Regions from separate parts of the Homo sapiens genome. Here region 1 is linked to region 2. A link is an interaction called in ENCODE POLR2A ChIA-PET data of the cell type or tissue named here. Cell type or tissue: PC-9. All regions are shown on one strand. Links, peaks and the distances in the headings refer to the core of each region. The heading gives the core; the rest is flanking DNA. Region 1 overlaps VMP1 (vacuole membrane protein 1). Region 2 overlaps VMP1 (vacuole membrane protein 1).

Region 1 (11,486 bases), core at 2,337-7,336, 48 kb after region 2:
AGAGTTTGCAGTGAGCCAAGATCATACCATTGCACTCCAACCTAGGCAACAAGAGTGAAAGTTTGTCTCAAAAAAAAAAAAAAAAATTAAATCTGATATAACTGATTTAGTGAAAAAGTAAGTCTAATCCCAAAAAGAAAAATTAATAATTATCTCTTTGGAAATAAATTATAAAATTGCTAAATTTTGTTGTAGAGTTTAGCTAATGATTAACTTTGAGAGCCTATGTATTTGGACTTGAAAGTGTTTATATTGACTGATCATATTTTTTTTTAATATAGTTTATTGGTTTGGTTTCTTTGACTTTCTCATCATCTTCAACAAGTAGAGTTAGGTTTTTTGTTTCTTTGCTTTAATTTCAGTATTAACTACTGTGGTAATTTGGTAGGTCTATTCTACACAATATTATTTGTCAAAATGTTTTTGTAAGTGGGGATACACAGATTCTGTGCCAATTAGAGAACTATATTTTTCAACTAGTTTGCTTTTCTGGCTTTAAACTTTGTTTCTCCTCTCTATGATAGATCTGTCCAGCTTCTTTTTTGTTTTTTTGTTTTTTTTTTTTTTTGAGACGGAGTCTCGCTCTTGTTGCCCAGGCTGGAGTGCAGTGGTGCGATTTCAGCTCACTGCAAACTCTGCCTCCCGGGTTTGCACCATTCTCCTGCCTCAGCCTCCCGAGTAGCTGGGACTACAGGCGCCTGCCAGCACGCCCGGCTAATTTTTTGTATTTTTAGTAGATACAAGGTTTCACCGTGTTAGTCAGAATGGTCTCGATCTCCTGACCTTGTGATCCGCCTGCCTCAGCCTCCCAAAGTGCTGGGATTACAGGCCTGAGCCACCGCGCCCGGCCGGATCTGTCCACCTTCTATATTCTCTTTATTGTCTTTTAGAAAGTTGAACTAAAGGCCGGGTGTAGTGGCTCATGCCTGTAATCTTGGCACTTTGGGAGGCCGAGGCGAGCTGATCACCTGAGGTCAGGAGTTCAAGACCAGCTTGACCAACATGGTGAAACCTCGTCTCTACTAAAAATACAAAATTAGCTGGGCGTGGTGGCAGGTGCCTATGATCCCAGCTACTGGGAAGGCTGAGGCGAGAGAATCACTTGAACCCAGGAGGCGGAGGTTCCAGTGAGCCAAGATCGCGCCATTGCACTCCAGCCTGGGCAACAAGAGTGAAACTCCGTCTCAAAAAAAAAAAAAAAAAAAGAAAGTTGGACTAAAGAGAGTGGAAGAGGTTCTATGATATGAAGACTTATTAATAAAGCATTTACACACATTCAAAAAATAAAGCATTTACACATTAGCTCATTTTTTGTCTTATGAACTATTTTCATTGGAATTTGGATTTGAATATATGCCATTTCAAAACCAGAAAATAATTAAAGTCAAATATTTGTAGCATCAACATGCCGAAAGAACTAGCCAGCCGAATGCATGTTTCAGCATGGGAGGAGGTAACAGAGTGAAGTAAAAAGCACTGATTTCACAGTCTGAATATTGAATCATGTCCTATCTTTGTCCCTAACTGACATTATGATCTTGATCACTTACCCTTTCTGGGCTGCAGTTTTGTGGTCTATAGATTGGTTATAATAATATCCACTATACCTACATACCAGAATCGAAGGCTCAAATAAAATCATGGTGAGAATGTTTTACAAAACTAGCACAAGCTGTGCAAATGTAGGATGTTCTTTTGCTTCTGGGATAATGAATGCTTACTTATTGCCACATAACTGTTTTTTCCATCTTCTGGCTAGTGATCGGCAGAGATGTATTCATGAAGTCTGGCAAATTATAGAAGAAAGGAAAAGGTAGATGTTGTAGGCCAGTGTTTCCAAAATAATAAATTGGTTCATGGTTAGTTTACAGTATTTTGTTAATCCCTAGAATATCCAGAGAGAATACTAAATTTAAATTTACAGTGTTTTGGTTTATTCTTAAAATGTGGTAAGAGCTTAACTTTAAGGATGTAATAGTCTATCATTATTTTACTTGTGTTTCAGTGAACAACCTACTGTAATTTTTTTCATCATTCATCTTATTAATCAGTGTCATCAGATTGGGAGATCTTTAATAAACTCTAGAAAGAACCATCTTTCCTTCTTTTCCTACTTCTCATTAATGTTTCTAAATTTGCCTTTTTACAGGACTTTGCCTCCCGGGCCAAACTGGCAGTTCAAAAACTAGTACAGAAAGTTGGATTTTTTGGAATTTTGGCCTGTGCTTCAGTAAGTGAATTGTATTAAAACAGAACTTTTACTAAGTGGTAGTGTTATATTTTGATCCATATATACTCCTGAATTAACAAAAGTGCTATCACTTTTATTGGGTATGTAATTTTGTGAATCATTCACCTTTTTTTTTTTTTAAGACGGAGTCTCCCTCTTGTCACCCAGGCTGGAGTGCAGTGGCATGATCTCGGCTCACTGCAACCTCCATCTCCTGGGCTCAAGCAATTCTCCTGTCTCAGCCTCCCTAGTAGCTGGGACTACAGGCATGCACCCCCACGCCTGGCTAATTTTTATATTTTTAGTAGAGGCAGGATCTCATGTTGCCCAGGCTAGTCTCAAACTCCTGGGCCCAAGTGATCCACCTGCCTCGGCCTCCCAAAGTGCTGGGATTACAGGCATGAGCCACTACACCTGGCCCATTCAACTTTTTTTTTTTTTTTTTTTTTTTTTTTTGAGACAAGAGTTTCACTTTTGTGGCCCAGGCTGGAGTGCAATGGCACAATCTCGGCTCACTGCAACCTCCACCTCCCGGGTTCAAACGATTCTCCTGCCTCAGCCTCCCAAAGTAGCTGGGATTTCAGGCGACTGCCACCACACCCAGCTAATTTTTTTTTTTTTTTTTTTTTTTTTTTTTTTTTTTTTTTTGAGACGGAGTCTCGCTCTGTCGCCCAGGCGGTAGTGCAGTGGCGGGATCTCGGCTCACTGCAAGCTCCGCCTCCCGGGTTCACGCCATTCTCCTGCCTCAGCCTCCCAAGTAGCTGGGACTACAGGCGCCCGCCACTACGCCCGGCTAATTTTTTGTATTTTTAGTAGAGACGGGGTTTCACCGTTTTAGCCGGGATGGTCTCGATCTCCTGACCTCGTGATCCGCCCGCCTCGGCCTCCCAAAGTACTGGGATTACAGGTGTGAGCTACTGCACCCAGCCCAATTCAACTTATTAAATGAGCTGTTTTCTGTTGAATAGGTTCACATCTTGTTTATTGGCTTTTAAGTATTTCATCATGTAGTGATGACTTCAGACCTAAATGGCTTAAATCAGTAAGAATAAAAGAGACAAAATCCATTCTTCCAATGAAGAATATACTACATTTAACCAAATTAAACTACATTTAACCAAATAAGGATGACTTCATTCTTTCCTCAAATTTATAGATAAGAAGTCTTTTTCCAAAGTTTCAAGTATTAGTTACAAGGAAGAATTTATATAAAACCTGTTTAAAGCGATGTTAGCTCAGGGCTACTCTGATTTACGTATCTTAAATCCTTTTTTTGTGTTTGTTTTTCTTTTTTTGAGACAGAGTCTCCCTCTGTCACCCAGGCTGGAGTGCAGTGGCGAGATCTTGGCTCACGGCAACCTCCACCTCCCAGGTTCAAGCGATTCTCCTGCCTCAGGCTACCCAGTAGCTGGGATTACAATCATGCACCACTACACCCAGCTAATTTTTGTATTTTTAGTAGAGACAAGGTTTCACCATGTTGGCCAGGCTGGTCTCGAACTCCTGACCTCAAGTGATCTACCCACCTCGGCCTCCCAAAGTGCTGGGATTATAGGCATAAGACACTGCGCCCAGCCTACATATCTTAAATACTTTAAATTCATTTTCATTTCAACATGAGTTGGAACCTTATGATAAAGGAAAAAAAAGTTATAACTCATAGAATTATGAGAGTCACATGAGCAAATATAACAAATAGCAGGTGTGATGCTGTGTAAATGATATTATTATATGGTTGTAAGAGATGAAATAATCCTAAAGCATTTGAATTTGGATGAGAAAAACAAAAATGAGTCATTGAATCCAAGTGTTACTAACAAAGGAATACTTGAATTCTAATTTAGTCATGTCTTTTTTAAAGATCATATGTGACAAGTATTTTTTAAATAACTAGGCTTTTCTTTCAAAGTTCAAAAATGAAATTATATAAATTAATTGGCTTATTAATGGTTCAGCCAACAGCCACAAGGTCAGAGTACTTTCATAGGAGAAGAAGGGATGAAGTGCTCAAAAACAGCTTGTGGCTTCTTTGCATTTTTACATGAAATGTCTTTTAGCATTCTTAAAATGTGGGAATGTTTGGGAAAGGTATTTGTTGTGAATTACTTCTTTGTCTGGGACTGAGTATTCAAAACATCTGAATCTGTGTGATCTCATATTTCCACACTTGATCTTCTTTATAAATTGTGTCACATAGCCCTCAGACTTGGTCTCTCGTAAAATAAAATACAAATTATTAATATTTTATGTTGAGAATAACAGCACATCCACCCATAAATGTATTTGAGAATTTATTAAAATATTTGCTAATGATATGAGTGCTTTCCAGATAATATTCACATTTCAAGCTAAAGATTTTAGAACCCTAACTGCTGAAACAATCTTAAGGCTCTTTCTTCACTCATACCTCACCTTAGAAAACAGCCACCAAATATCCAGGAATCAACTGAACGGGATTAAATTCCTGCAGGTCCACTTACTTTATCCAGTTCTCATGTGATGGGCACACACACAAACACACACACAGTGCCTTAGCCATGAGTAATATAAGCAAAAGGACACCTTGGTTTGCTGTGAGCAGATTGAACACCTAAGGTGAATATGAGACCCAGCTTCTAGACACATTAGGATGTTTGCCTAACCTCCTTTTGAACAATCCAGTAGTGATCAAGGAACCCATATATTGCTTTGCAGTGTAAGCAGGCTGAAAGCAGAATACCACATATCAATGGGTGATAAAATTAAATTGTTCTTTGGATTATAATATGGAAGTCCTTCTTTTTCTCTCTATAGATTCCAAATCCTTTATTTGATCTGGCTGGAATAACGTGTGGACACTTTCTGGTACCTTTTTGGACCTTCTTTGGTGCAACCCTAATTGGAAAAGCAATAATAAAAATGCATATCCAGGTAATTATACCCCCTGATTCACTGCCTAATGATGATGAACCCATTACAAGACAATGAAACATGCTCATTCCTAAGTGAATTATTTAGTTATTCTTTCTGCTTTTTTGGTTGGTAGCTTACTTAGGTAATACCACATAGAATGTCATTTGGAATTAGTGATCTCCTTGTTTTCTTTCTTTTCTTCTTTCTTCCTCCCTCCTTCCCTTTCTTCCTTCTTTCCTTCCTTTCTCTCTTTCTTTCTTTATTTTTTGTCCTGTTTAACTATTTATCCAGGACTTTCACCAAACAAAAATAGTGTTTGTGTGCAGAAAGATGCACATCATTTTTATATACACAGCCCAAAAAATGTAGTTTTTTGTTTGTTTTGTTTTGTTTTACCAACCACAAGCTGAGAGAATATTGCCATTCACTAATTCTTACTTTCTTTCACATACTCTATATATATAGAGTGTGTAAAGCAGTTCCTCCCATGTTACCAATATCCTTTACCGAAAAACAGCCAGATGTTAGTGTGGGAGGAGAATGGGGAAGAAGAGGGTCTCTGAAGAGGCGAGGAGATGTGGGTTGTGGTCAGAGAAGTGAGAATCTGCTAGTCCTCAAAGCCACTCTTAACAAAATCTTTAGGATGGAGGGTGTGTGCATGTGTATGTGTGTGTGCACACATATATGAATAGAGAGGAGAGAAAAGGTTAACAATTTAAACGAAGGGAAAATGGATATGTGCTTCTAGAACTGTGATATGAATTACTTCCTTCTAAGGGCAGATCTCAATAGAATAAAATAAAAATTAACCTGGAAAGAATTTGTTTTATATCAGTATGGTTTGTAACAAAGAACGTTATTAACCAAAAGAAAGGAAAGAACAACCAAGCGTGGTGGCTCACGCCTGTAATCCCAGCACTTTGGGAGGCTGAAGTGGGCAGATCATGAGGTCAGGAGATCGAGACCATCCTGGCCAACATGGTGAAACCCTGTCTCTACTGAAAACGCAAAAATTAGCTGGGCGTGGTGGCGCACGCTTGTAATCCCAGCTACTTGGGAGGCTGACGCAGGAGAGTCTCTTGAACCTGGGAGGTGGAGGTTGCAGTGAGCCAAGATCACGCCACTGCACTCCAGCCTGGCAACAGAGCAAGACTCTGTCTCAAAAAAAGAAAGGAAAGAACAGTGAAGTTCTCTGCCCTTGTATGATTCCATGATAATTACAAGTGTGTCTATCCCCAAAGTTTCTATGTTAATACCTCTCTACTTCCAGTTCTTAGAAGGGAAGAATGAAACAGGAAAACTTCGGCTGCTTCTACTTATCCAGTTTATAATCTTAGATTTTGGCATTTGGGTCAAGTTTATTGCGTCTGTCCTCTATTTTCCTGCCATAATCACTCAGAATTTCATGATGTTTTTCCTACTTCAAAGAATATATTTCCTCCCATTTAAATTAAGTATTTTGTTCAATCAACGAACACAGGTTTTTTAATATTACAGTGCTAGTTACTATGGTTAAGATTTAATACTGGCCAGATGCGGTGGCTCACACCTGTAATCCCAGCACTTTGGGAGGCCGAGGCGGGTGGATCACCTGAGGTCGGAAGTTCCAGACCAGCCTGACCAACATGGAGAAACCCTGTCTCTACTAAAAATACAAAATTAGCCGAGCGTGGTGGCGCATGCCTGTAATCCCAGCTACTCAGGAGCCTGAGGCAGGAGAATCACTTGAACCTGAGAGGTGGAGGTTGCGGTGAGCCGAGATCGTGCCATTGCACTCCAGCCTGGGCAACAAGAGTTTGTCTCAAAAAAAAAAAAAAAGATTTAATACCATACAGGATTTTTTCAAATAATAAAATATGGTGAATAATAAATTATTTTCAATGTATCTGAAAATAGGTTTTTCTTTAATCTTTAGAGTTGTTTCTAGAAGAGAGCTGTCATTTAGCTTCTTGCAGTCCTTAATACCTAAGGAAAAATAACAGATTATTTTATTTCATAACAAGAACTTCTCTAGTAATCCATAAGTTTTATGTGTCCTGCTTTATACCTCTTGAATGCAGTGCCTTTCTATAAATTATAGTAAAACGTATTATGCCATAAGTACCCTATCTGTAGTGGTAAGATATGCAACTTATCAGACCTTTCATTTCAGAAAGATTTAAAACTAGTATATATTTAAACATACTCAGATTTTTTCAATTTATGATGATTGATTGATTGATTGATTTTTGAGATGGAGTCTCTCTCTGTCACCCAGGCTAGAGTGTGGTGGCGTGATTTCAGCTCACTGCAACCTCCGCCTCCCAGGTTCAAACGATTCTTTTGTTTCAGCCTCCAGAGTAAGTGGGACTACAGGCGCATGCCACCACACCCAGCTAATTCTGTATTTTTAGTAGAGATAGGGTTCACCATATTGGCCAGGCTGGTCTCGAACTCCTGACCTCATGATCTGCCCGCCTTGGCCTCCCAAAGTGCTGGGATTACAGGCATGATCCACTGCGCCTGGCCGATGAGTGATTTTTTTATGGAACTTCACACTTTAAAGCACTTATCTATATGATTTAATTCTTATAATCCTGGGATAGAGGAATTACTATACCCATTTTGTAATTCTCAGAGGTAGGGAGGTTAATAAGTAATAGTTGCTTAAGAGAGTAAGTAACAGCTGGAATTTGAACCCAAGTCTTTTGACTTCAAGTTCAGTGTTCTTTCCATTCTTTTGCATTGCCTTCTTAACTTTAATGTATTGATATGATTAAGGAAACTGAATTGTTTAATGCCTGCTATTGATCAGGACCTGTGCAAGGTAATTTGCAGTAGTTATCTCATGGCAGACAATCTTGAGAGGTTGTTATTAACCACATTTCATAGATGAGGGAACTGTGTTAGAGAAGGTAAAATACTTGCCTAAGGCCCTAGAATCCAACCAAGCTCTGTAAAGATAAAGCTCTTTCCCTGTATCTATGTGGAAGCAAAAAAGAAAAAGAAAGCTAAAATCCATTTATGTTTCTGAAAGGAAAGAATCTGAGTTCCTTCACTAAACTAAGACCGTGGGATATGTTTGCTGTGTTCCATCGTATCATAGTGACATGCTTTGTAAAGGCATGTCACTTGATGTACATCCAGATGTAGCTTAGGGTAACAAACATTTCTCATTCTGTGGGTAAACAATATTAGTAATATAAACATTTTAACCATTCTGAAATAATAGTGGGAAAGCCACACACACACCGATTTTTTTCTACCCTAATAGTAAACCTGTCTCCTTGTCTGCTTTTCTTTCTTCCCTTTTTCCTCAGCTTAAAATTAGACAACCTTCTTTAATAAATATTGCTATTTTTATTGATGTCTTCCTCTTAACCTTCCCCTAAAAGATTCAAATCAATCTACCTATAATGTTAGATCAGATTTCCCCTTCCACTGCACAGAGTCAAGTACTCTGTCTGTAGAAGTATCCTTAGATAGGAAAAGGCATGAGAAGAGTATCTTTTTAGAAAAAATTTTTTAAGAAGTAGTATCCTTAGAGACATTACCTTTGTCCCAAATAATTAAGAAAAGCAACATACTCATTCATGTTATTTCATGTACCATTTAACTTACTTATTGTACCCTTAAAATACATCACTGTTCTTTATCTCTCTACCTTCACACTCACCAGCACACACACAGTATTATAAACTCCCAGGAGGGCAGAGATTTTTGTCTGTTGGTTCACTGATGTATTATAATGCCTAGAATAGCATCCAGGAGATAGTAGGCACTCAATATTTAATAACTGAATCTGTCTTAAGATTCTTCTTTCTGGCCGGGTGCGGTGGCTCACGCCTGTAATCCCAGCACTTTGGGAGGCCGAGGCAGGTGGATCACAAGGTCAGGAGATCGAGACCATCCTGGCTAACACGGTGAAACCCCGTCTCTACTAAAAAAAATACAAAAAAATTAGCTGGGCATGGTGGCGGGCGCCTGTAGTCCCAGCTACTCAGGAGGCTGAGGCAGGAGAATGACGTGAACCAGGAGGCGGAGGTTGCAGTGAGCCCAGATTGAGCCACTGCATTCCAGCCTGGGCAACAGAGCGAGACTCCGTCTCAAAAAAAAAAAAAAAAAAAAAGATTCTTCTTTCCAATGAAGGACTTCTTTTACAGATGGTTCCATCTTTGTTCATTCTAGCACAATTAGTTTCTCCCTCCCATGTCTTTTTTCCTCCTCCTCTACCCTTTCCTTTGTTTCTTCTATGCATGTGGTTAAGAGGGCTCTTCCGTGGTCTGTGCCTTTTATTTATTTTGTAGAATTCCCACTCAGACCTCCTGCCTGAAAGACTAAGACATATGTTCTTAAATGTGTGACACATTTTTTGTCTAACCCAGAACAGTGACTTTTCAAGCTGCTACATACAAAAAGAAAATCTTGTTTTGCTGTTTTGCATTGAAATTGTGCAATTATTTAGGCATTGGCTTATTTTGATTGTTAAGAAATGATAGTAGGGAAAGTTCATGGTGATGAAATCACTGGAAGGCAAGAACTACTAGCTCTGTTGATTAATAAAAGATTTATAGCTCTAAATAACTGGTTTTTGGTATAGACCCCCTGCTTTTCTTCACAAATTATCTGTAATAATAGCCTTGCTAGCTTCATAATATTCACATACCAATTGTATACCTTTGCCTTATTAGTCTTCTTGCCAGAAATAATGTACGTTAGTCTAACCTGTCCAGGTTCCTGAGATTCATAGTGAGTGGATAAAAAGAAGACTACTGTTGGCTGGGCACAGTGGCTGACGCCTGTAATCCCGCACTTTGGGAGGCTGAGGTGGGCAGATCACGAGGTCAGGAGATCGAGACCATCCTGGCTAACACAGTGAAACCCCATCTCTACTAAAAATACAAAAAATTAGCCGGGCATGGTGGCGGGCGCCTGTAGTCCCAGCACTTTGGGAGGCTGAGGCAGGTGGATCACCAGGTCAGGAGTTCGAGACCATCCTGGCCTCCTGGCCAGCATGGTGAAACCCCATCTATACAAAAAACACAAAAATTTGCTAGGCGTGGTGTCGTGCGCCTGTAATCCCAGCTACTTGAGAGGCTGAGGTAGGAGAATGGCTTGACCCTGGGAGGCGGAGGTTGTAGTGAGCCAAGATGGCGCCACTGCACTCCAGCCTGGGCAACAGAAGGAGACTCCGTCTCAAAAAAAAAAAAAGAAAAAAGAAAGAAAGAAAAAAAAAAAGGGCCGGGCGCAATGGCTCATGCCTGTAATCCCAGCACTTTGGGAGGCTGAGGCAGATGGATCACTTGAGATCAGGAGTTCAAGACCAGCCTGACCAACATGGAGAAACACCATCTCTACTAAAAATACAAAAAAAAATTAGCTGGGCATGGTAGCGCATCCCTGTAATCCCAGGTACTTTGGGAGGCTGAGGCAGGAGAATCGCTTGAACCCGGGAGGCGGAGGTTGCGGTGAGTTGAGATCACGCCATGGCACTCCAGCCTGGGCAACTGGGCAATAAGAGTGAAACTCTGTCTCAAAAAAAAAAAAAAAAAAAAAAGGAATACAAAGTTGATAACATTTGAATTAAATGTTATCTTTTATTTTATTTTATTTTATTTTTGATATGGAGTCTCCTCACTCTGTCATCAGGCTGGAGTGCAGTGGTGCAATCTTGGCTCACTGCCACCTCCGCCTCCTGGGTTCAAGCAATTCTCCTGCCTCAGCCTCCCAAGTAGCTGGGACTACAGGCACATGTCACCACCCCCAGCTAATTTTTGTATTTTTAGTAGAGACGGGGTTTCACCATGTTGGACAGGATGGAAATGTTATATTTTATTTTTAAAGAAATTTAAAAATTGCAATTAGGGGCACAATCTTACCTCTTTAGACTATTACCAGAATTGTGAATTTATGTTGGTTTTTTGATGACTAAATAATTTATTTTAACTGGTGTTTTCTTTACAGAAAATTTTTGTTATAATAACATTCAGCAAGCACATAGTGGAGCAAATGGTGGCTTTCATTGGGTAAGTAATTCTTCAAGGACTAATATTAATATAATTACTCTTTAAATGGGAGTAAATGTGTACAAGACTGAATTGAAATAGAATTTTTGACATAGTTCTTTATTTTTTGAGGAGCAAAAATAACTTGCTGTTATTAGTAAATGAAGAATACTTTCTTGTTCTATAGTAGGGAAAGATAAAGCTTACATTATCCCTGTTTAATTGTAAACCAAACATCTATCAAGTCATATAATTCTGGGTTTAAAAGAAGCTTTGGGGTTTGAATCTGTAGCCCCACCAAAGAAATAAGAAATTGTCTTTATATAAAAGATATGTGTATATCATTGCAGTTTAATGGTGCTTTAGTACAATGCTGTGAT
Region 2 (11,486 bases), core at 2,696-7,695:
TGTGGTGGCTCACACCAGTAATCCCAGCACTTTGGGAGGCCTTGTTGGGAGAATCTCTTGAGCCCAGGAGTTTGAGACTAGCCTGGGCAACATAGGGGGACCCATCTCTAAAAATAACAAAAAAAAAATTATCTGGGCCAGGTGCGCCGGCTCACACCTGTAATGCCAGCACTTTGGGAGGTGTTGGTAGGAGGATCCCCTGAGCCTAGGAGTTTAAGCAACACAGGGAGACCTGTCTACAAATAATGAAAAAAAATTAGCTGGGCTGGGCACTCTGGCTTACACCTGTAATCCCAGCACTTTGAGAGACTGAGGTGGGTAGATCACTTGAGCCCAAGAGTTAGAGACCAGCCTGGGCAACAGGCAAAACCCCACCTCTACAAAAAATTAGCCAGGCGTGGTGGTGTACACCTGTAGTCCCAGCTACCCAGGAGGCTGAGGTGGGAAGATCACCAGAACTCTAGAGGTTGAGGCTGCAGTGAGCCAAGATCTTGCCACTGCACTCCAGTTTGGGTGATGGAATGAGAGACCCTGTCTCAACAACAACAACAACAAAATTAGTTGGTTGTGGTATCTTGCGCCAGCAGTCCCAGTTGGGTGGATCACCTGAGGTCAGGAGTTCAAAACCAGCCTGACCAACATGGTGAAACCACATCTCTACCAAAAATACAAAAATTAGCTGGGTGTGGTGGCGGGTGCCTGTAACCCCAGCTACTTGGGAGGCTGAGGCAGGAGAATTGCTTGAACCCCAGAGGCGAAGGTTGCAGTGAGCCAGGATCGTGCCATTGCACTCCAGCCTGGGCAACAGAGTGAGACTCTGTCTCAAAAAAAATAAAATAAAGAAATTTCTAGCTATAATTGGGGATTTGTTCATTTCTGTGTTCTGTCAGTTTTTGCTTTATGTATTTTCACACTCTGTTATTGGTTGTATACACATTTAGAATTGGTCTGACTTCCTGAGAATTAGACCTTTTATCATTTGTTCCTATGAATCTCTGTTAATATTCTTTGTCATTAAATCTACTTTGTCTAATATCAATTTAGCTACTTTATCTTTTTTATGGATTTTTTAAATGGTTTTTCTTTTCCCATTTCTTTACTCTTTCTTTTCTGGGTTCTTAATATTTAAAGTGGGTTTCTTATAGACAGCGTGTACTAATCCAGTGTGACAGTGTCTGCCTGAATTTATACATTTGGTCCATTTGCAATTAATGTAGTTATCAATATGATTGGGTTTAAGTCTACCCTCAAACTGTTTGTCATATCTAATTTTTCATTCCTTTTTCTTTTTTCTCTGCCTTCTTTTGGACTGAGGATTTTTTTGTTTTGTTTTGTTTTGTTTTGTTTTTTGGTGTTTTTTTTTTTTTTTTTTTTGGTATTGAATTTATTTGCTTGTTTGTTCTACTTCTTTTAAAATTTTTAGTGGTATAGCTAGGTGTAGTGATGCATGCCTGTGGTCCCAGCTACTCGGGAGGCTGAGGTAGAATCTCATGAGCCTGGGCAGTCAAGACTCCACTGAGCTGTGATCACACTACTGCCCTCCAGCCTGGGCAACAGGGTAGGACCCTTTCTCAAAAAAAAAAAAGAAAAAAAAAATTAGTGGTTGTCCTAAGGTTTGCAATATGCTCCATTAACTTACAGGGTGAACAATGAAGTATTGTTTTCTCATTTTGTATAAAATATAACAACCTTATAATAGTGTTCTTCATTTCCTCCTCCCATAATTTATAATTTATGCTTTAGTTGTCATACATTTTACTTCTTGTATATTTTACTTCCTCATATGTCGTAAATCCACAGTACTGTTTTGAAATATATTTTTTTGAAATATATTTTCCCTAGCTCCCAGATTCACAGGTATTTTTTTCTTTGACATTTTAAAGAAGTAATTCTGATGTCCTGTGGTTTGCATTATTTCTGATGAAAAGTCTGACCTATTTTTCCCTGTAGATGTTTTATTTTTATCTACTCTATTGTTTTTAAGACTTTTCCTCTTGTCATTGAATTATAGCAATTTCATTATGACATGATTGTGATGATTTTTAGCAGTTTGATTATGTTTTATTTTCTATTTTCTTTTTTCTTTTTTTGAGATGGCATCTTGCTCTGACGTCAGGCTGGAGTGCAGTGGCGCAATCTCGGCTCACTGCAATCTCCGCCTCCCGGATTCAAGCCATTCCCCTGCCTCAGCCTCCCGAGTAGCTGGGATTACAGGTGCGCACCACCATACCCAGCTAATTTTTGTATTTTTAGTAGGGATGGGGTTTCACCATGTTAGCCAGGATGGTCTCAATCTCCTGACCTCATGATCCACCCACCTTGGCCTCCCAAAGCGCTGGGATTACAGGCGTGAGCCACCATGCCCGGCCTATATGTTTTCTTTTCTTTTCTTTTTTGTGCTGGCATGCAGTGTTGAGATCTCAGCTCACCGCACCCTCTGCCTCCTGGGTTCAAGCGATTCTCCTGCCCCAGCCTCCCCAGTAGCTGGGATTATAGGCACTTGCCACCATGCCCGGCTAATTTTTTGTATTTTTAGTAGAGACAGGTTTCACCATGTTGGCCAGGCTAGTCTCGAACTCCTGACCTCATGATCCACCCACCTTGGCCTCCCAAAGTGCTGGGATTACAGGCGTGAGCCACCGCACCCAGCCCATGTGTTTTATTTTCTTTGTGTCGATCCTGACTGGATTTGTTCAGTTTCTTAAGTCTGTGGATTGATACTTTTCATCAAATCTGGGTCTGTTTCTATTGAGCAATATTTCTTTTGGTTATGAGTTATAATTTGCTGCTTCGCATATCTAGTAATATTATATTGAGTGCTAGTAATTTTTAATTGAATGCTAGATATGTAGTATTAAATTGTTGATTGTATGGATTTTGTCTTCCACTATAGAACATTGATGTGGGGGGAGGGTGAAGGGGACAATTAAGTTACCTGTGGATCAGCTTGATCTTTTTAAGACTTGTTTTAAACCCTGTTAGGGTCAGACTAGAGTAGCTTTCACCTTAGGACCAGAAGGAAAGGTCGTACCTACCCAGGCATGACCTTTCTGGGTTGAATGCTGAGTCTCTCTACTCTAGCTGGTTGATCACAAATGTTTCCCAGGCCTGTGTGAACTCTGGGAATTGGTCAGTTTACAAATCCCCAGTAATTATTCTTTTCCCAGTAGTTCTTGTAGTTCTTTGCCTGGACTTGTGGTCTCACCTTAGCATGCAATGCAGCTTTGTGTGCCAGAGTCTGAAGGGGACCCCTGTGCAGATTTCTAGAGTTCCTTCTCTGTGTAGCTTTCTCTTTTCTGGTATACTGCCTCATAAATTCTGACTGCCTCAGCCTTCTTGAATCCTGAACTCGTGAACCCCAATCTCATTCTCAACTCGGCAGGAGCAACATGCTTTGTTTGGGCTCTTGCTCTTTTGACCATGGAATTTTTGGCAGGCATGGAATGTGTCTACAGACAAGAAGCCAGAGTCAATGTATGGTTTCTTCATTTTTATCCCTTCTCTTAGTAATCAAAGCCCTGTACTGCCTGTAGTACAATGTCTAAAAAGAATTGTCCCATATATTTTGTCCAGTTTTCTAATTGTTTGCTATAGAAATGAAAGTCTAGTATCCGTTACTTCATCCGCCGTGAGACAGAAAACCTTCAGCCATAGACCAGGATCCCTAACCCATGCTCCCACAAGAGTTGGAACCTGCTGCTCAGTAAATATATAAATTTTATATCCTGTGGCAGGTTTTATCCAGTTAGGCTTTTCAATTAATACTATAGCTGTTTGGGTCTTTACCCTCTTGTTTCTTTGTTTAGTATGGTTAAAAATGTGACTCATATTTGCTACATTGTAGTGAGACTTGTAGTTTTTAGAAAATATACTTTAAAAGTAGTTTGAATTATGTGTAACTTTTAAAACTTTTAATCAAAAATTTTTTTATTTGAATTTTTCATATAAACATATTTTTTCATTCAAATCGGTTATATTTAAAAACCATTAAGCTAAAATGTTGAATAGAACTTGTGAGGTTTCCTATCACTTAATATAGTTTAAACTATGAACAAAGGACAAGAAACTGAGTTGTTAATGTTCATTTTGTCTGGGAACCACCACATCTGCCTCAAAGGCTGAGTAATCATGACTTACTAGTGTGGTTATGGAAAATATATGTCAGTTTAGTTGAGTGAATGAACAGACTTCTTTAGAAGAAAGAATTCTCAAATCAGAGACTTGAAAAAACATTCTCAAATCAGATTGTTGAAAATTTCCCTTTTCAGAATAACTAAAAATGAAAACTATAAAGAACTTTTATTTTATTGGATAATGTGTTTAATCTGTTAGGATACATTTTTTATATTTCTGGAATGCAAATATAGCTTTTTCTTTCCTATCTATCCCAGAAATCTCATTATTTTAGCTCCCAGAGCAATTTATTTTTGTTCACTTGAAATTCATTTCTAACTTTAGCTGTAGACTACCTGTAGCCAAAGAGGACAGTAACATGGGGACAGCATGGACAAACTCTTAAATTTTCTTCTTTTTCACTTATTGGCATTCATATGTCTCTTTTGTGTTTTCTAATAGTAAAGGTGGAAGTTACAGCTGATTTCTTCTTTTTTTTTTAATTATGTCTGATAGCTATAATTGTATGAGGAGAAATGTTTCACAAACTATGCAGTTATTCTGAATATCACAAACTTTGGGGTTTTTTTGTAGTATCACAAAATAATTCTTTTTTCCCCCAAGTGTGAAATCTCTTGTGTGCACCTGGCATTTAAAGAAATGATTGTAGATTTCATGGTTAATCATAAGTTTTCAAAAACCTAAGTAGTCAAAGTATTTTCAAAATCTTATATAATTATTTTAATACTTTAATATTTCTGCATTTCCAAGAATTAAAAGTCCCCAAAAAGAGGAACAAAGGCTAAAACTTCACATCGATTTTTTTGATCCAGAAAAAACTAATAATTAACTGATTCAGTTCCAAGGATTTCATTTTTTAGGTATTATTTTAACAGAAAATGCCGATTCTATTTAGAGATAAATATCACATATGTGTGAACAACTTTGTATATTAACATCAAACAAAATTTTATTATCTTGATAGTAGAATGTCTTAGTTTTATTTTTATCACTAGATTTTATGTACTTTGAACCACAGATTCTTTCATCAAGTGATCTTAAAATACTTTCTTATACACAGAGCCCACTTACTTTTCTGTGGGACTGTCTCATTTATGAAAAATCATTGGAGAAATCTTTAATAGAAACCTTCAGATTCAGAAATACTTGCACAATATAATTAGTAATAAAATCTCGTGTATATATATGTAAATAATTTTATTCTACAAATAAAGTATTTATCTTCATAATAGCTGATGGCTGCTAGTTACTGTATGCTAGAGGACATCTATCAACCTATGCTTAAGGGACCCAGGAATTTATATTTTAACCAACTCCCTAGTATGCAGACACCTCATCTTGTGCTTTTAGGAACCATTGTGTAAAACTCATTGATACTGGTTTCACAGTTACATTTTTGCTTTATGATCTCACTGGGAAAGGTTACATGAGGTGGTAGATCACCAGCTGTTTTTAAGTAAGGACGTAAAGTGATATTCTCAAATTGTGCCTAAAAGAACAGTGGCTCAGGAAGTTTTTTTTAATAAAAGGAATTATCTAACAAATGAGAAATATAGATAAATAAAATAAAAGTCAAGCAAGGAATTAGATCAGTGGTTGCCGGGGACTAGGACTTGAGGGAGGGAATTGGCCACAGAGGAACACAAGGGATTTTTTTTTATAAGGGATGGGGCCTTGTTCCGTTGTCCAGACTGGAGTGCAGTGGCACAATCATAGCCCACTACAGCCTCCAACACCTGGGCTCAAGCAATGCCTCCTACCTCCTGAGTAGCTGGGACTACAGGCACATGCCACAATGCATGGCTAATTTTTTAAATTTTTGTAGAGATGAGGTCTTGCTTTGTAGCCCAGGCTGGTCTTGAACTCCTGGCTTCAAGCAGTCATCCTGGCTCAGCCGCCCAAAGTGGTGGGAATACAGGCATGAGCTGCTGTGCCTGGCCAAGGGATCATTTTTGCAGTAATGGAAATGTTCTGTATCTTGATTGGTGTGGTTATATGGCTGAATATGTTCGTCAAAGCTAATTGAAATGTAGACCTCAAATAAGTGACTCATTATGTGTAAATTTTACCTCAATAAATCTGATTTTTTTTTAAGTCAACCAGGAAGAGATTCTGGGAAGGATTATTTTCTTCATATTACTAACTGCATCTTGAAATTATTTAGAATTATTTTTGTTCTTTGAAAGCTAAGATTTTTCTTACACAGTAATTAATATATTTTTAAAATAATGTGTATTGATAATTTTTTAATAGTTCTTATCAGAAGTTTCTTGTATTTGTTTTATAGGGTCCACATATAGCCTCAGTTACATTAGCTGCTTATGAATGCAATTCAGTTAATTTTCCCGAACCACCCTATCCTGATCAGATTATTTGTCCAGATGAAGAGGGCACTGAAGGAACCATTTCTTTGTGGAGTATCATCTCAAAAGTTAGGATTGAAGCCTGCATGTGGGTAAGATATGCATTTTCATATTTGTTTAAAACTAACCTCACCATCTTGATAGTGTGTGTACCTTATTGAAATGGAATCTAAACATATTCCTTGTCAGTAAATGATTCAGTCAGTAACCAGCTACCTACTTCCAAGGCAAAAGAAACCTTTTAGAGCATCTCCTATTCATGAATGGCATTGAGAAGAAAGGCATGAACCATATGTATCACAAAGCAACTGAGGCCAAGTAGACTCCAGCAGGGCAAGGGAGTACAGATGATGGAACCACAGTTGAGCCTTGAACCATGTGTGGGTTAGGGGTGCCAACCCCCTGTGCAGTAGGAAATCCACATATAACTTTTGACTCCCCAAAAACTTAACTGCTAATAGCCTACTGTTGAACGGAAGCCTTAATGATAAATAGTAGATTAACACATATTTTGTATGTGTTAATACAGTATTGTATACCATATTACAAAGAAAATTATAAGGGAAAGGAAATATATTTATTATTAATTAAGTGGAAACGGATCATCATTTCCACTCCATTTTCATGTTGAAGAGGCTGAGGCTGAGGAGGAGGCGGAGGGAAAGAAGGGGTTGGTCTTGCTGTCTTAGGGGTGGCACAGGCAAAGGAGGTGGAGGAGGTAGATGGGGAGCCATGAGAGGCACACCCATTATCACTTGTACTGGCACAGTTCAAATCCATGTTGTTCAAGGGTCAACTGTATACTACATTATAAAATTTGTTCTAGTATTTCTATACCTGATAAACTTTTAGAATTTATCTAAGAGTTATATAAAATATATATAAATATTAGATTGGTAATATATAGTTATATATAAATATTAGATTGGTAAATGTCATATGTCTTACTTTTTTTAATTTAAAATTTTACTTTTATTTATTTGGCAAATAAAAATTGTGTGTGTGTATATGTATGTATGCATTTATTTATTTATATATTTATTTACTGAGACAGGGCCTTGCTCTGTTGCCCAGGCTGGAGTGCAATGGCGCCATCTCGGCTCATTGCAGCTTCAACCTCCTGGGCTCAAGTGATCCTCCCGTATGTCTTACTTTTAGATTAAAATACTGTGCTCTGGCTGGGCCTGGTGGCCATCCCTGTAATCTCAGCACTTTGGGCGGCCAAGGCAGGCAGATCACTTGAGGCCAGGAGTTCGAGATCAGCCTGGTCAACATGGTGAAACCCTGCCTCTACTAAAAATACACAGATTAGCCGGGCGTGGTGGCGCATACCTGTCATCTCAGCTACTGGGGATGCTGAGGCATGAGAATTGCTTGAACCCAGGAAGTAGGGGTTGCAGTGAACCGAGACCCGCCACCGCTCTCCAGCCTGGGCTACAGAGCGAGACTACATCTCAACAACAACAAGAAAATATTATGTTCTTAGAGAACTCATTTCATTTTCTGAGTTATTATAATGCTAACTAAAGTAAGGTCAGACATTTCTTAATATAAACCAAGCCTTATTATAGTGAACGTATCAGGCTGTATGATCGTATATGGCAATTTTACTTTCAGTTGTTCCAGTTATTCTTTTTGTGGTTTGCTTAAGTTTATTTTACAAAATTCTTTGGACAGCATGTTAAGTGGCAGATGGATTCTAATCCACACAATTTTTTTTGTGTGCCTAAATTTTTTTTTTTGCTTTTTTTTTGAGACAGTCTTGCTCTGTCGCCCGGGCTAAAGTGTGGTAGCGCAATCTCGGCTCACTGCAACCTCTGTCTCCCAGGTTCAAGCAATTCTCCTGCCTCAGCCTCCCCAGTAGCTGGGATTACAGGCACCCGCCACCACGCTCGGCTGATTTTTTTGTATTTTTAGTAGAGACGGGATTTCTCCATGTTGGGCAGGCTGGTCTCGAACTCCTGACTTCAGGTGATCCACCAGGCGTGAGCCACCTCACCCAGCCCTGTATGCCTAAATTTATTCAGGCATCCGTAGGAATAATTCATGGGTTAAAGATTTCTTTTACCATTTGAGGTTTTTTTTTTTTTAACTCATTGGGATTTGTTATGTTCCTGTAATTTTTTCCCACTAACAATTTCTTAGGAAATTAAAGATTATGGAACAGATCACTTACAAATCTTAACTCATTAAAATGAGCATGAATACCATACCCTCAGGAGAAGCAGAGTTTTGAAACACAGTTAAGTGTTAGCAATTGTGTTCTGCTTTAAAAGAATTATAAAGGAAATACCATCATGTTGAATTTGTTGAATATGAAAGACAGGAAAAATTGTCATGTTTCCTGTTGCTCTTTTATAAACACTGGAAACAAATTTATTATACTAGTTGCATATGCTTTATAAATTTGATGACATTAGTCTTTTGATGAAAAAAATGTTAGAATAACAGAAGATACTTGGAACATGCTAGAAAAGGGACTTTGTATGTAAATTTGTCTTTTTTTCTTAATATTATACTTTTGTTCTTCAAAAATTATTTACATTGCTGGATTAACCTTAAGGCCAACAAATGAAAACCACTATCTCGGCTGGCTGTGATAACTGCCTCCTCCAAATTTCTGTAGTATATATTGTCTGTAGTGCTTATTAGGCCTGGCTTTACACATGCTTTAAATTAGTTAATTTGGCTGGTATGGTGGCTTTCTTCCCCAAATAATATTTAGGATCCTAAAAAATATTAAATATACCTTAAAAGTATTAGCATCATAGTAATCAGCATTAAGTTTTGCACATAGGGCTGGGCATGGTGGCTCACTCCTATAATCCTAGCACTATGGGAGGCCGAGGTAGGTGGATTTGAGACCAGCCTGGCCAACATGGTGAAACCCCATCTCTACTAAAAATACAAAAAATTAGCTGGGCATGGTGGCTCACACCTGTATTCTCAGTGACTTGGGAGGCTGAGGTAGGAGAATCACTTCAACCCGGGAGGCAGAGGTTGCAGTGAGCCAAGATTGCACCTCTGCACTTCAGCCTGTGCAACACAGCGAGACTCCATCTCAAAAAAAAAATTAATTAATTTTTTTGAAAAAGTTTTCCATGTAGTATAGGAATGTCAATAAATACTGATTAATAGGTCAAATGTTTGCTCTTCTTTCCTTCTTTGTAACTGTCTCGTTATATTAAAAATACAGCACACACTAAGTTATGTTTAAATTTGTTAATATTGTTCTCAACATTTACAAGGACAGTCTTCAACAAATGGTGCTGGGGACTGGGTGTAGTGGCTCACACCTGTAATCCCAGCACTTTGGGAGGCCAAGGCAGGTGGATCACCTGAGGTCAGGAGTTCGAGACCAGCCGGACCAACATGGTGAAACCCCATCTCTACTGAAAATATAAAACTTAGCTGGGCATGGTGGTGGGTGCCTGTAGTCACTGCTACTCGGGATGCTGAGGCAGGAGAATCGCTTGAACCCAGGAGGTGGAGGTTGCAGTGAGCTGAGATCACACCATTGCACTCCAGCCTGGGCGACAGAGCAACTCTCCATCTCAAAGAAAAAAAAACAAGGGGGATGCTGTAAAAACTGAATATCCACATGCAAAAGAATGAAGTTGGACCCTTACCTTACACCATATATAAGAATTAATTCACCGGGCGCGGTGGCTCACGCCTGTAATCTCAGCACTTTGGGAGGCCAAGGCAGGCAGAGCATGAGGTCAGAAGTTCAAGACCAGCCTGGCCAAGATAGTGAAATGCTGTCTGTACTAAAAATACAAAAAAAAAATTAGCTGGGCATGATGACAGGCCCCTGTAGTCCCAGCTACTTGGGAGCCTGAGGCAGGCGGCTCACTTGAGGTCAGGTGTTCAAGACCAGCCTGGCCAACGTGGTGAAAGTTCATCTCTACCAAAAATACAAAAATTATCCGGGTGTAGTGGCGCAGGTCTGTAATCCCAGCTACTCAGGACGCTGAGGTGGGAGAATTGCTTGAACCCGGGAGGCAGAGGTTGCAGTGAGCCAAGATTGTGCCACTGCACTTCAGCCTGGGCAACAGGGTGAGACTCTGTCTCCAAAAAAATATAAATAAATAAATAAAATGAAAACTTTTTTTTTTTTTTTTTAAAGACAGAGTTTCGCTCTTGTTGCCCAGGGTGGAGTGCAATGGCACAATCTCACTCACTGCAACCTCCGCCTCCCAGGTTCAAGTGATTCTGACTCAGCCTCCTGAGTAGCTAGGATTACAGGCATGCGCCACCATGCCCAGCTAATTTTTTTGTATTTTTAGTAGAGACAGGGTTTCTTGGTGAAAAAGATAGATTTTTTTAATTCCTGCTCTCCAGATTTTTATCATTAAACTTACATTTCTTAATATAAAAGCACCTTGCTGCAGATTTGCTTGTGAGTTCACTTGACAAAATGTTTTTTCCCTACCTCACCTGACAAAACTTTTTAAAAGTACAAATTCAGAATTTTTGTCTTTGAATAAATCTTTGAATGAATCTTTGAATAAAATTAGCACTCCAAGAAGATGCTGTGTTATCAGTTGGTTTGCATATTTTGTGCATATTAAACTCTTCTCTAGTTTAAGAAGGATTTAAGGGTAATAAATTTGTATGTAGTAGATGGTTTGGAGGAGAGCTTTCTGAATTATTGCTTGACTGTACATACCACTTATTTTGCAGTAAGGAAGCCAGTCATTCTCTCTCCTTAATTAAACTTAGGCTGACAGTTTTCAGTGTTCCACAATTTATGTTTTGTTTTGAATATAAACAAATGTAAAGAATTTTGTATCTTATACAAATATATATTTGAATTTTATAGAGAATCATAAAATTGTAAGGATTATGAAATGATGAGACTTCAGTATCTAATTTGAGATAAATAAATGTCTGTGTCTAGGGTATAATGTGTTTTGGGACACCTGCCTGGATGACTAAATTCCCTTGTTATTTATTTGCATAATAAGAGAGTACTGACTCATGATT

What was found. Peaks named below come from ENCODE experiments on the same cell type or tissue, not always from the same donor. Only the 100,000 strongest peaks of a DNase experiment are listed, where the experiment ranks them.
Region 1: POLR2A ChIA-PET joins it to region 2 with 6 read pairs; 20 of 35 experiments call an interaction of 5 or more read pairs at or near these places.

Annotation. Positions count from the first base shown.
Region 1 is chr17:59,806,647-59,818,132 of GRCh38, forward strand. It overlaps VMP1 (vacuole membrane protein 1), which reads left to right. Exons shown (of 12, transcript NM_030938.5): 8 at 2,150-2,230; 9 at 5,024-5,140; 10 at 11,066-11,127. Among named protein-coding and RNA genes, the nearest start is that of MIR21, 29 kb to the right of the region's middle. In PC-9, for the core only: no CTCF peak of the experiment used is centred there; DNase peaks (open chromatin) are centred at 3,895 and 4,765; H3K27ac peaks cover 2,563 bases.
Region 2 is chr17:59,758,550-59,770,035 of GRCh38, forward strand. It overlaps VMP1 (vacuole membrane protein 1), which reads left to right. Exons shown (of 12, transcript NM_030938.5): 6 at 6,422-6,589. Among named protein-coding and RNA genes, the nearest start is that of VMP1, 57 kb to the left of the region's middle. RefSeq lists an enhancer at 9,767-10,268. In PC-9, for the core only: no CTCF peak of the experiment used is centred there; a DNase peak (open chromatin) is centred at 5,492; H3K27ac peaks cover 4,085 bases.